Regions from separate parts of the Homo sapiens genome. Here region 2 is linked to region 1. A link is a loop called in an ENCODE intact Hi-C map of the cell type or tissue named here. Cell type or tissue: PC-9. All regions are shown on one strand.

Region 1 (5,000 bases):
TTTTTATTGTTTCTTTTTACTTTAAAAATACATGTAGGACTTTTTCTTTCCTGCGTATAAGATTAGTATATGCTTAAGATGGGAAGTCTGGAAAATAGAAAAGAATATCAAGAAGAAAGCTATCCTTACGATTCTTATACCAGAGAAAGGCATCATTAATATTTCAGTGAATTTTCTTCCTGTCTTATTTGTTTCAAAATTAGAAACTACAATAGCAAGAGTCTTGTATGTGTAAAATGTTTATCCTGATTCTTTAAAATAACACAGGTGGTTTCCCATTTTGTTAAAAATTCTTTGTAAATATTTTTAATGGCTACATATTCTGTTTTATGAAGTGATTATAATTTACTCAATCCTTCTATTGTTAAACGTTTAGATTATTGTTTTTCTTTGTTCATAACTCCAGAAGTAACTGATTTTTATTTGGACTTGGTGTTCTTACGAGTATGCAGGCTGAAGTGTAACTTCCACCTGCTTTCCTTTATTAATGTGAAAATAGACAAAGATCAGTCATAAGATAAATAAAAGTTAGCACTTTGTTTAGTTGGTATTGTCCAGAGGTGAGATTTTTCTAGTGTTTTCAGATGTATGAAGGTACCTGGGTCCTTGCCAATCTTGTTTTCTCTGCTTAGATGAGGCAGGCAGATAGCCAAGCTTGGTTATGTGCTGGAATGAGTTGGAAAGAACTGATCTCTGCGACAGCCTGCAGAACCTAATGAGTAAGGAGCTGACCTTGTAGTTTTGGGCCAGCTGTGTGGTGCCCTCAGGAGGTTCTTTTTTTTTTTAAGCTTATTCTTTCTCTGTCCTCTGGTTTTTAACCAGGTACGTGCATCTAAGATGGGTGAGCTCCTTTTGTCTTCATTTCTGTTCATGCTTTTCAATACCCAGGGACTGCAACTGAAGGGTCTTGTTCCTAGCTCTTGGCACACTGCTTATGTAATCTTGGGCGATTGCTCGTCTTCATGGGGTCACAGTTTTTTCATCTGTAACATGCAAGGACCGGATATGGGCATTCTTAGAGCTGTGCTTTCCAAATGGATTCAGACTCAAGACTCCCCCTTGCTGTCTTCTGCTTCCTTAGTCTTTCCCTGCATCCCCTCATCCTCGTTTATTACATTCTTTTAGTATATTGTTTAAATTTTAATTTCTGGAAGCCTCTCAAGTAAATAGAGGACTTTTAGGTTTCCATTTTCATGACATGAATAGTATGCCAATGTTGAAATAATTCCTCAAACTTATTAATATTTGAATTTATGTCTGTGTGTAATGGCTCTGCACCTTCCTAAGTTACACCAATGTGTATAAATGAATATATATATCTTTAAGTGTTTAGAATACAAGTCTTTGCTGCTGTGTTGACTCTCTCCTCAGAGTATTCACACTGATCTTCTTGTTAGCTAAGCCTAAGCATGATTAGGGAGGTAACTTTTCTGCTTTGTAATGTCATTTTACAGTAAAAGCTAAATGGAAGTGATCTTTGGATGTACATGCCATGCCCTAAGGCTTCAGTAGATAGAGAGTAGAGCTAACTTAGACTGTAGATGTTTGCATTCCTATCTGTGTTTTATGCCAGAGTCTTTATCATCTGATAGAGGCAAGAATACTTAAGTTACAATTTAATTTTGCTACTTTGTGCAGCATGCTATACCAGAGCCTGTTTATAAGGCCCTGTGATTATCTAGATGCAGAAGTGCCCTTCCCTTCCCCCCATTTCTTTGTAGACCTTTGCTGAGGTTGAGGGCAGCCAGAGAAGATTTAGAATACCCCATAGTGCAGGATGGTGGAAATGACCTCACAAGTTGAACACATGCAGAGCAATCCTCATGGTCAGGTGGGAAAATTAGCATTGTTCCATGCCTTTAAACATTTTTGACAAAACATTAAAAACTCTCTTACTGTCCATTATAAATTGGAAAACTAGGATCTTTTCATTATATTGTAATTTAAAACATTAGGAATAAAGCCTAATTGAGTATTTTATTTTCTTTCTTTTATTTCTTTTGTCAATAGTACTTGGAACAGTGCTTACTTTTTTCTCCTCCTAAACTTTTGATACGGAGCCAGCATTTTTCTTTGCCTCAGCAAATTGTCATACTCACTTTCTAAGTTTGGATAAGCTTCCGATGTTTCATCCTTTGCTCTTTTGACGTTATGAATTGTCTCTGAGAGTTCCTTTCATGTAAAGTTTTTTGCCAGTGTCACTTCCACTGGGACACTTTTCTTCTTCTTGTCACAGCTGTTTTCCTCATTTGTTTTCAGAGGTTCACCATTACGTGGTCCCCTCACTACAGACTTAGAGTGCCAGCCAGTGACAGTAGCCACATTCCCTGTATTCCCACAGCCAGCTCTTTCTTCTATAACTCCCTTTAAATTTGATTCACATTTTTGTTGTTGCAGTTTTATCTTGTTGATTAGTTCTCTGTAAATTATTCTTTTTTGTAAATGTCACACGAGTTTGTCTTCGGTATCTGAAGAAGCAATGCAACAGTTACACACGCGTCCTGTCTGCAGGAACTGAACAGGAAATTCACGGTGCATCACACCGCCTGATGCAGTGTCCGGTCACTGACAGGCTTTGAGAAAAGCAACCCATTATTTACGTAGGGATTTGTGGACTAAAGAGCTCGCTGTGGAGTTATACTTTATGAACATACTCAGTTGATGAACAGAGATAACTGAAATTTGAACCGTCTTGTTGGGGCACCTGGTATTCTTTAACTGCATTCCTTAGCTACTCCTTCCTTTTGGCACCGTGCGAATCAAGAACTTGCCTTTCTGTTATCTCCAGTCACATCTACGTTCCGTTGATGTTCACTCATTTTGTTGCTACATATTCTCTAATTAACTATCAGGATGGCATTTGATTATTTTAAAACCTATTGGTGGGTCACCCTGTAAAGAATTACCAAGCTGTGTACCATTTTACTTCCAGTGAAAAGGAGGAAGAACCTTAGAAATTCCTATCTTCTTCCATCAAACAGCAGTTTCTCTTCAGCTCTTCATAGCTGGAAATGTGATCTTTGTAGCCATATCACGTGATAACAGAATTCTTCCAAAGAGTACTATTTGTAAAATGTGCCCCTAATCTTCTTGTTGGTGACTTCCTAGCCCAAATCAGACCTATTATCAGAGCTCAGTTTCATTCCAGAAATATTTATATATGGTCTTTTGAAAATCTGAGGCTGTGCTTGGAAAAAGTTTGTATAATTTGTTGTTGAACAGTTTCATCTTATGTAAAGTGAAGATCGTAGAAATCACTCATGAATTAAGGAAAGAATCCTTCATTATAATTTAAAAGACTACTTGAAAGAATTGCTAAGTCTCATCAGCAGATCATTAGTCTCGCCTTTGAACTCAGCTCCTCAAAAGCTTGAGAACTTTACTAGCTGTGATACCTCCTGATTTGAAAGTAGGTATCTTGCAATACCAATTTGAAAGGTATGTTTTGCCTTGTCTGCAGCTGAAATTTATTGGAGACAGTGAAATGTGTTCCTAAATATTGCTGCCACTGAGAACACAAAAATCGAATAAGATGTTTACTGTATGGTTGATATTGAACCTAAAATGGGAAGTGGCCCACCACATAATGTCAATCAGTATTATATGGACATTATCCAAACTCAGAAATTTTGGTTGCATTAATTCTAGTTAACAATTAAGGCCGAGTGCAGTGGCTCACGCCTGTATTCCCAATACTTTGGGTGGCTGAGGCAGGAAGATTACTTGAGCCCAGGAGTTGGAGTCTGCAGTGAGCCATGATCACACCACTGTACTGCAGCCTGGGCTACAGGGCAAGACAGCATCTCTTTAAAAAAAAAAATGAATGAATGTATTTATTCTTTCAACAAATATGTATTGAATTTCCAGTATGCACAAACAGCTTTGAGAGGCATGGGCATCTGTGATCTGTTTGATTTGTGAGGGTTTGAGTTTTGGTTAGAGCTATTTTTCCTATAGGTATCATTTTTTGTATGTTAGTCTTTTTTGTCAGTTTCTTGCTGTGGCCTTAAAGTCTCTGATGAATGTACTTTTCTTTCATTCTGCAGCAGCTCAGGCAGGACTGTGCATGAGATCTCTAGGCCAGGGGTCTCCAACCCCTAGGCCATGGTACTGGTCTGGGGCCTTTTAGGAATCAGGCCGCACACCAGGAGGTGAACCTCAAGCTTCATCTGTATTTACAGCCACTCCCCATTGCTCACATTACTGCCTGAGCCCCACCTCCTGTCAGGTCAGTGGCCACATTAGATTCTCATAGGAGCATGAACCCTATTGTGAACTGCGCATGCGAGGGATCTAGGTTGCGAGCTCCTTATGAGAATCTAATGCCTGATGATCTGTCACTGTCTCTCATTAGCCCCCGATGGGACTTTCTAGTTGCAGGAAAACAAGCTCAAGGCTCCCGCTGATTTTATATTATGGCGAGTTGTATAATTATTTCATTGTTATTACAGTGTAATAATAATAGAAATAAAGTGCACAATAAATGTAATGCGCTTGAATCATCCCAAAACTCCCTCGCGCCCGCCCCCCGCCCCCCACCACCATCTGTGGAAAACTTGTCTTCCGAAACTAGTCCCTGGTGCCAAAAAGGTTGAGGATCACTGTTCTAGGCTATGTGTATTCTGTGGTTAGGAACCCATGGAAGAGATATTTTAGCAGTTTCAGGAATTACTAAATACCACTGAGAACTTATATTAAAGTAATACCTCATCTCTCTAGGGAATACAATTAGGTACAGATACTTTGGGTTGGATCAGGTCAGTTTTAACATCCAAAATATTATTTTTAAAGCTTTTTTAGTATCAATTAAAATTTTTGTTTTTTTTAAATTACAGTTATACATGCATAGTTTTAAAAACTAAACATTTCAGTCTGGGCACAGTGCCTAACACAAACATTATGGGCTCACACCTGTAATCCCAGCACTTCGGGAGGCCAAGGCAGGCAGATCACTTGAGGCCAGGAGTTTGAGACCACTCTGGCCAACACAGTGAAACCCC
Region 2 (5,000 bases), 56 kb before region 1:
CCGTCTATTCCGTGGGGGCTGCCTGTGCCCAGGCACACACGCTGCAGACAGCCCCTCACAGTTCAGCTGCCTGTTGAGTCTCTGGCTTTCTGGGCTGTTACTTTGGTTTTTTAAATTTCATTTTGTTAATTCCTGAAGTATGGGTCTTACTTGGCTTCTTTTCCTTTTTTCTCTGGATCTGTCCTGGAGACCAGAGCTGTGTTCTACATCCCTGAGGCCCTCACCTAATTCATAGGTTCTGGTGACTTTGTTTATGTTACAGAGAAGAACATAAAGAAAAGACAGGCTTTCAGTCTTTCTAAATTCTTGGAAGAATTGCCCTGATGATTGCCCAGGAAGTGTCTATGCTGTCTGCTTTGTTGGCTTTGAGTTTGAAGGATTTTGAGGGCTTTTTTAAGGAAGATTCATGATCTTAGACCAGAACTTTCTCTGCTCTTTTTCTGGCAATTCAAACTAATTGATGTTAAAACAATATTTATTTTTAATACTACAAATGCATATGTTTTTATTCTTAAAAATTCATAAAACACTGGTAAAGTAGAAGTTATTTATCCTTGACCTGGCTTTCATCCAACCAAAGGGAAAGACTGTTAGCAATCTGGATGTATCTTTCCAGACCCTTTAACTTCTGCATAGTTTCCATCATGTGGATTATTATCACCTTTGACACCTTTTTGTCATTGTTGTTCCGTGCCATTATAATTCCTTTCCCTTTGCTTCCTGGTTTCCCCTCTTTTCCTTCCTCTTTCAGTGGGAACTTGAGAAGAACAGCAGGTAGCTGTGTGAATTTCACTGTTAGTCTTGGGTTAGGACTTGGCCGTGTTCTTCATCGGACACAAACCATCTTGTCTGTGCTCTAACACTGCTCTTTTTCGCCGTGGGCACTTAGTCCATCCTAGTGTCAGACTTTGCATAATGAGTTACAAATGCAAGAGCTGGCAGAAATTTTCAACATCACTTCTTGAAATCATCACACTGTAATTGCTACAGTAAATTTTATTTTGGCATTTTTTTTGTTTCTTATGACTAAAGACTTCCTCTTGACTAACACCCACGTTACTTGGTTTTGCCTGACTTGCTTACCTTGTTTATCTTTCTCATCACCTTTTTCCACACCCACCTTCTTAGCATCTTTTTCTTTTACTTTCCTTCTCTTAATTTTTAAAAGATAAAACACTTTTCCCCAACAGTTAAAATAGAAATGGTTTAGCCCTAACTACATAGTAACTAACACTTAAGTATTTGTAGGATTTCATTTTGTATTTCATATCCATTGTCTCACTTGATCCTCCTCGAAACCTTGCGGTGCAGGCATGGCAGTGTTGTCCTCATTTTCCATGCTGGCCATCTCTCTCCTCTGATTGGTTTGTTTTCTTTTCTTTTTTCCTTTCCTTTCCTTTCCTTTTTCTTTTCTTCCCTTCTTTCCCTTCTTTTCTTTCCTTTCTTCCTTCCTTCCTTTCTTTTCTTCCTTTCTTTCTTTTTTTTTTTGGGCAGAATCTCACTCTGTCGCCCCAGGCTGGAGTGCAGTGGTGCTATCTTGGCTGACTATAACCTCCGCCTCCTGGGTTCAAGCAGTTTTGCCTCAGCCTCCCTAGTAGCTGGGATTACAGTTGCAGGCCACGATGCCCGGCTAATTTTTGTGTTTTTAGTAGAGTCGGAGTTTCACCATGTTGGTCAGGCTGGTCTTAAACTCCTGACCTCAAGTCATCTCCACGCCTCAGCCTCCCAAAGTGCTGGTATTACAGGTGTGAGCCACTGCTCCCAGCTGTCTTCCGATTTCTTTCAATACAAGTTAAGCTGGGTACACTTCACAGATTATGAGAGATTTTTTTTTAAAGTTGATGCATAATTCAAACTTCATCTTTTCTTGCCATGTTGACATTATCTTTAAAATGTTGTAATTTTTCTTTTTTTTGGACAGGTCACTTCTTCTCCTTAGGCCTGTTTCTTCATCTATAAAATGGGATTTTTTGATAAATTGATAAGATAAATTCTCTAAGATTTTTAAGAATTTAAATTTTGTATTTGAAGTAGGCTATTTTATTTCTTTACATAGGAGTAGATGGTTGAGTTACAGCTTCAGTTTGACATTGCCAAAGTTGTTGTTCTTTAACTTTTAATACTTCGTTTTTGCTTGCTATTTTTAGGGAAAAATATTTACTTCCTTGGAGCCAGAGCATGACCTTAATGATGTTTGTCTCTACCCCAACTCAGGTATGCATTCTGTAGTGAACGTTCAGTGAGACAAATAAAAAGATGCATTCTGTAGTGAACGTTCAGTGAGACAAATAAAAAGGCTATACTTTTTTAGGTTTTAAACCCATTTTATTTCTTAAGATAGAATTTGGCTTTGTCAGCACAATTCTTGGATATTTAACTTACTTAGAAGAATTAAGAGCAGGAAGTGGTGTGGATGATTCAGAAAATGGCACTCTTAATGACTCAGTGCTCAGCCCGCCCAGCTATTAGTGGAACGTGGTAACAGCATACAGGTAGGAGGCAGGTGAAGTGCTATTTTAGTGTGCTCTTTAGCTCTTTTATGTGATTAGTAATAGTGTGTGGAAATTGAGGGTAGAGATTTGGAGAAAGCTAGATTGCCTGATAATACACAGATGGCTCATGAAGCCATAGGTTTTGTAAATTCTAAGTTGTATGCTATTCAGCAATTTACATGTTAGGTTTCAAAATTTAACAGTGCATTCAAGGCAAATCTGTGAAGAATTTCAGAGTATGGGAGAAAAATGAGAATAGTTTCTACTCTGAGGGCAGAGGTACCCAGATCATCTTGATAGAGAGAAGTAAGGCAGAGCGTGAGAACTCCTATCACATTTGTGCAAAGAGTACTTTGACAGCTTGCTGGAGAGAGAGAGCTTTTACCCTGTGACCACCGAGAGCGGAGCAGTGAGAAGATTTTGCTTTGCGTTGAGCTGGAGTGCCGAGTGAGATTTGGTTAGGTGGAGTTGGGGGGCTGAGGTGATTCTCATGGGAGAGCAGTCCAAGATGACCAAAAAGGATGGGCACAGAGGGCTCGGTTGGGGTGGGGAGGAGTGTCCTGTGCCTGAGCTGTGGTGGCTCTGGGAAGGCTGAAGTGGGAGGCAGAGAGTGGTGGGTGGTAGAGGGTTGGGCATGATGTGCTAAATGTCTTGGGCTCCGTGTGCTGTCAGAGAGGACTTGTTCCGACTGTGCTTTCAGAGGCAGGTCTACCCACTGTGCAAAGGGTAGATTGGTTTTGGACAAAAGTGCCTTGGAAGTAACTGATATTCTGAGCTGAGATGGGGAGCACAGGTGAGAGAGCAAGTTTGGAAAGATTATGGCTTCTTTTTCTAACGTGTGAGGATTAGGAGGTGACAGGACAGTGGCAGTATCTGGCACTATCTGGCTTCCCATCAAAATCATCTGCACAGCTTTAAAGGTACAGCTCCCTTGACCTTATACTAGGTGTACTCACTCATAGTGTCTATGGAAAGGGCTTAGAAATGTGTGGTTTTTTTTTTTTTTTTGAGTTGGAGTCTCGCTCTGTCACCCAGGCTGGAGCGCAGTGGCACAATCTCTGCTCATTGCAACCTCTTCTCCTGGGTTCAAGCGATTCTCATGCCTCAGCCTCCTGAGTAGATGGGACTACAGGCACGCACCACCACGCCTGGCTGATTTTTGTATTTTTAGTAGAAACGGGGTTCCGCCATGTTGGCCAGGCTGGTCTTAAACTCCTGACCTCAAGTGATCCGCCTGCCTCCACTTCCCAAAATGCTGAGATTACAGATGTGAGCCGCCGCGCCTGGCCAGAAACGTGTGTTTTTAACACACTTCCCGGTGGATTCTTAGGCGGCAAGCCCTGAACCGATCCGCAGACTTGTGCTTGGGGGGCGTGTCTGGCGTCCAGTAGAAAATGTGGTCTTGGGGTAAGCAGGTCTGTAGATAGAAAGTTTTGCGATTATCCCAGAAGTGGTGGGAATGAATGAGATTACTGATAGGGAAAGCTGGGAGTGAGATAAGAAGTGAGCAGGAGCTGGTTCATTTGGGAGAATGAGGGGGAGGAGCCAGCTGAGAAACCGGATGGGAATGGACAGAACGACAGTGCCAGGCCCCACGGTTTTTGAAGTATGGAAGAGATTCAGTGGGCACTGCTTAGCAACTACTAAGGATTACAGAAGTTGGGGCAGGAAGGAAAGAACTAAGATTGATTGCATGCTGCTGTTATCAATCTGGATGATGGATGCTGTAATACAAACTTATTTAATATTTTATAACTGTGTAGTCAGTGGTCCATGGCTTTTTTTTTTCTTTTTTCTTTCTTTCTGTTTTTTTCTTACCTCTTAAGGGGTCAGAAAAATTGGGTAATTCATTCAGGGTTGGTCACCCAGCTGGTGTGTGGCAGAGCCTCATTTAGAACCCAGCCTTCCTGTTTCTGGTGCCCATGCTGTTTTTTCTTTTTTCTTTTTTTTCTTTTTTTTTTTTGAGACAGAGTCTCCCTCTGTCCCCCAGGCTGGAGTGCAGTGGCGCAATCTCAGCTCACTTCAACCTCCCCCTCCCGGATTCAAGCGATTCTCCTGCCTCAGCCTCCTGAGTAGCTGGGATTACAGGTGCCCGCCACCACGCCCGGCTAATATTTGTATTTTTAGTAGAGACAGGGTTTCACCATGTTGGTCAGGCTGGTCTCGAACTCCTGACCTCGTGATCTGCCCGCCTCAGCCTCCCTAAGTGCTGGGATTACAGGCGTGAGCCACTGCGCCCAGCTGCCCATGCTGTTTCTAATTGCACACTGCTCTCCCAAGAAAGATGAGAAACCCTGGACTTTATAATTTGCATTTCATCTGTAATAGTTGAGAGAATTTTATTATAATCATGGGAGTAAAGTGAAATTCTGGTGAGTTCAGGAATAGATTGCAGCTGAGGATGCTGGGTCCTAGTTAGGGTATTGAAATGACCTACACCAGGGTCTCGGTTAAGTAGGTAAGTGAGTAAATCAGGTGGAGCTGAGGTTGGGGCAAGGGTGACGAGCA

The links. Hi-C counts contacts between places; a loop is a spot of excess contacts. Peaks named below come from ENCODE experiments on the same cell type or tissue, not always from the same donor. Only the 100,000 strongest peaks of a DNase experiment are listed, where the experiment ranks them.
Region 2: it touches region 1 in a loop (6-fold over the local background); 5 of 110 quality-filtered maps call a loop at or near these places.

The regions. Positions count from the first base shown.
Region 1 is chr2:10,595,794-10,600,793 of GRCh38, reverse strand. All of the region lies in intron 17 of NOL10 (nucleolar protein 10), which reads left to right. Among named protein-coding and RNA genes, the nearest start is that of NOL10, 92 kb to the left of the region's middle. In PC-9, no CTCF peak of the experiment used is centred here; a DNase peak (open chromatin) is centred at 2,683; H3K4me3 peaks cover 517 bases; H3K27ac peaks cover 1,968 bases.
Region 2 is chr2:10,651,695-10,656,694 of GRCh38, reverse strand. It overlaps NOL10 (nucleolar protein 10), which reads left to right. Exons shown (of 21, transcript NM_024894.4): 12 at 2,148-2,214. Among named protein-coding and RNA genes, the nearest start is that of NOL10, 36 kb to the left of the region's middle. RefSeq lists an enhancer at 1,540-2,739. In PC-9, no CTCF peak of the experiment used is centred here; DNase peaks (open chromatin) are centred at 1,064 and 2,464; H3K27ac peaks cover 3,158 bases.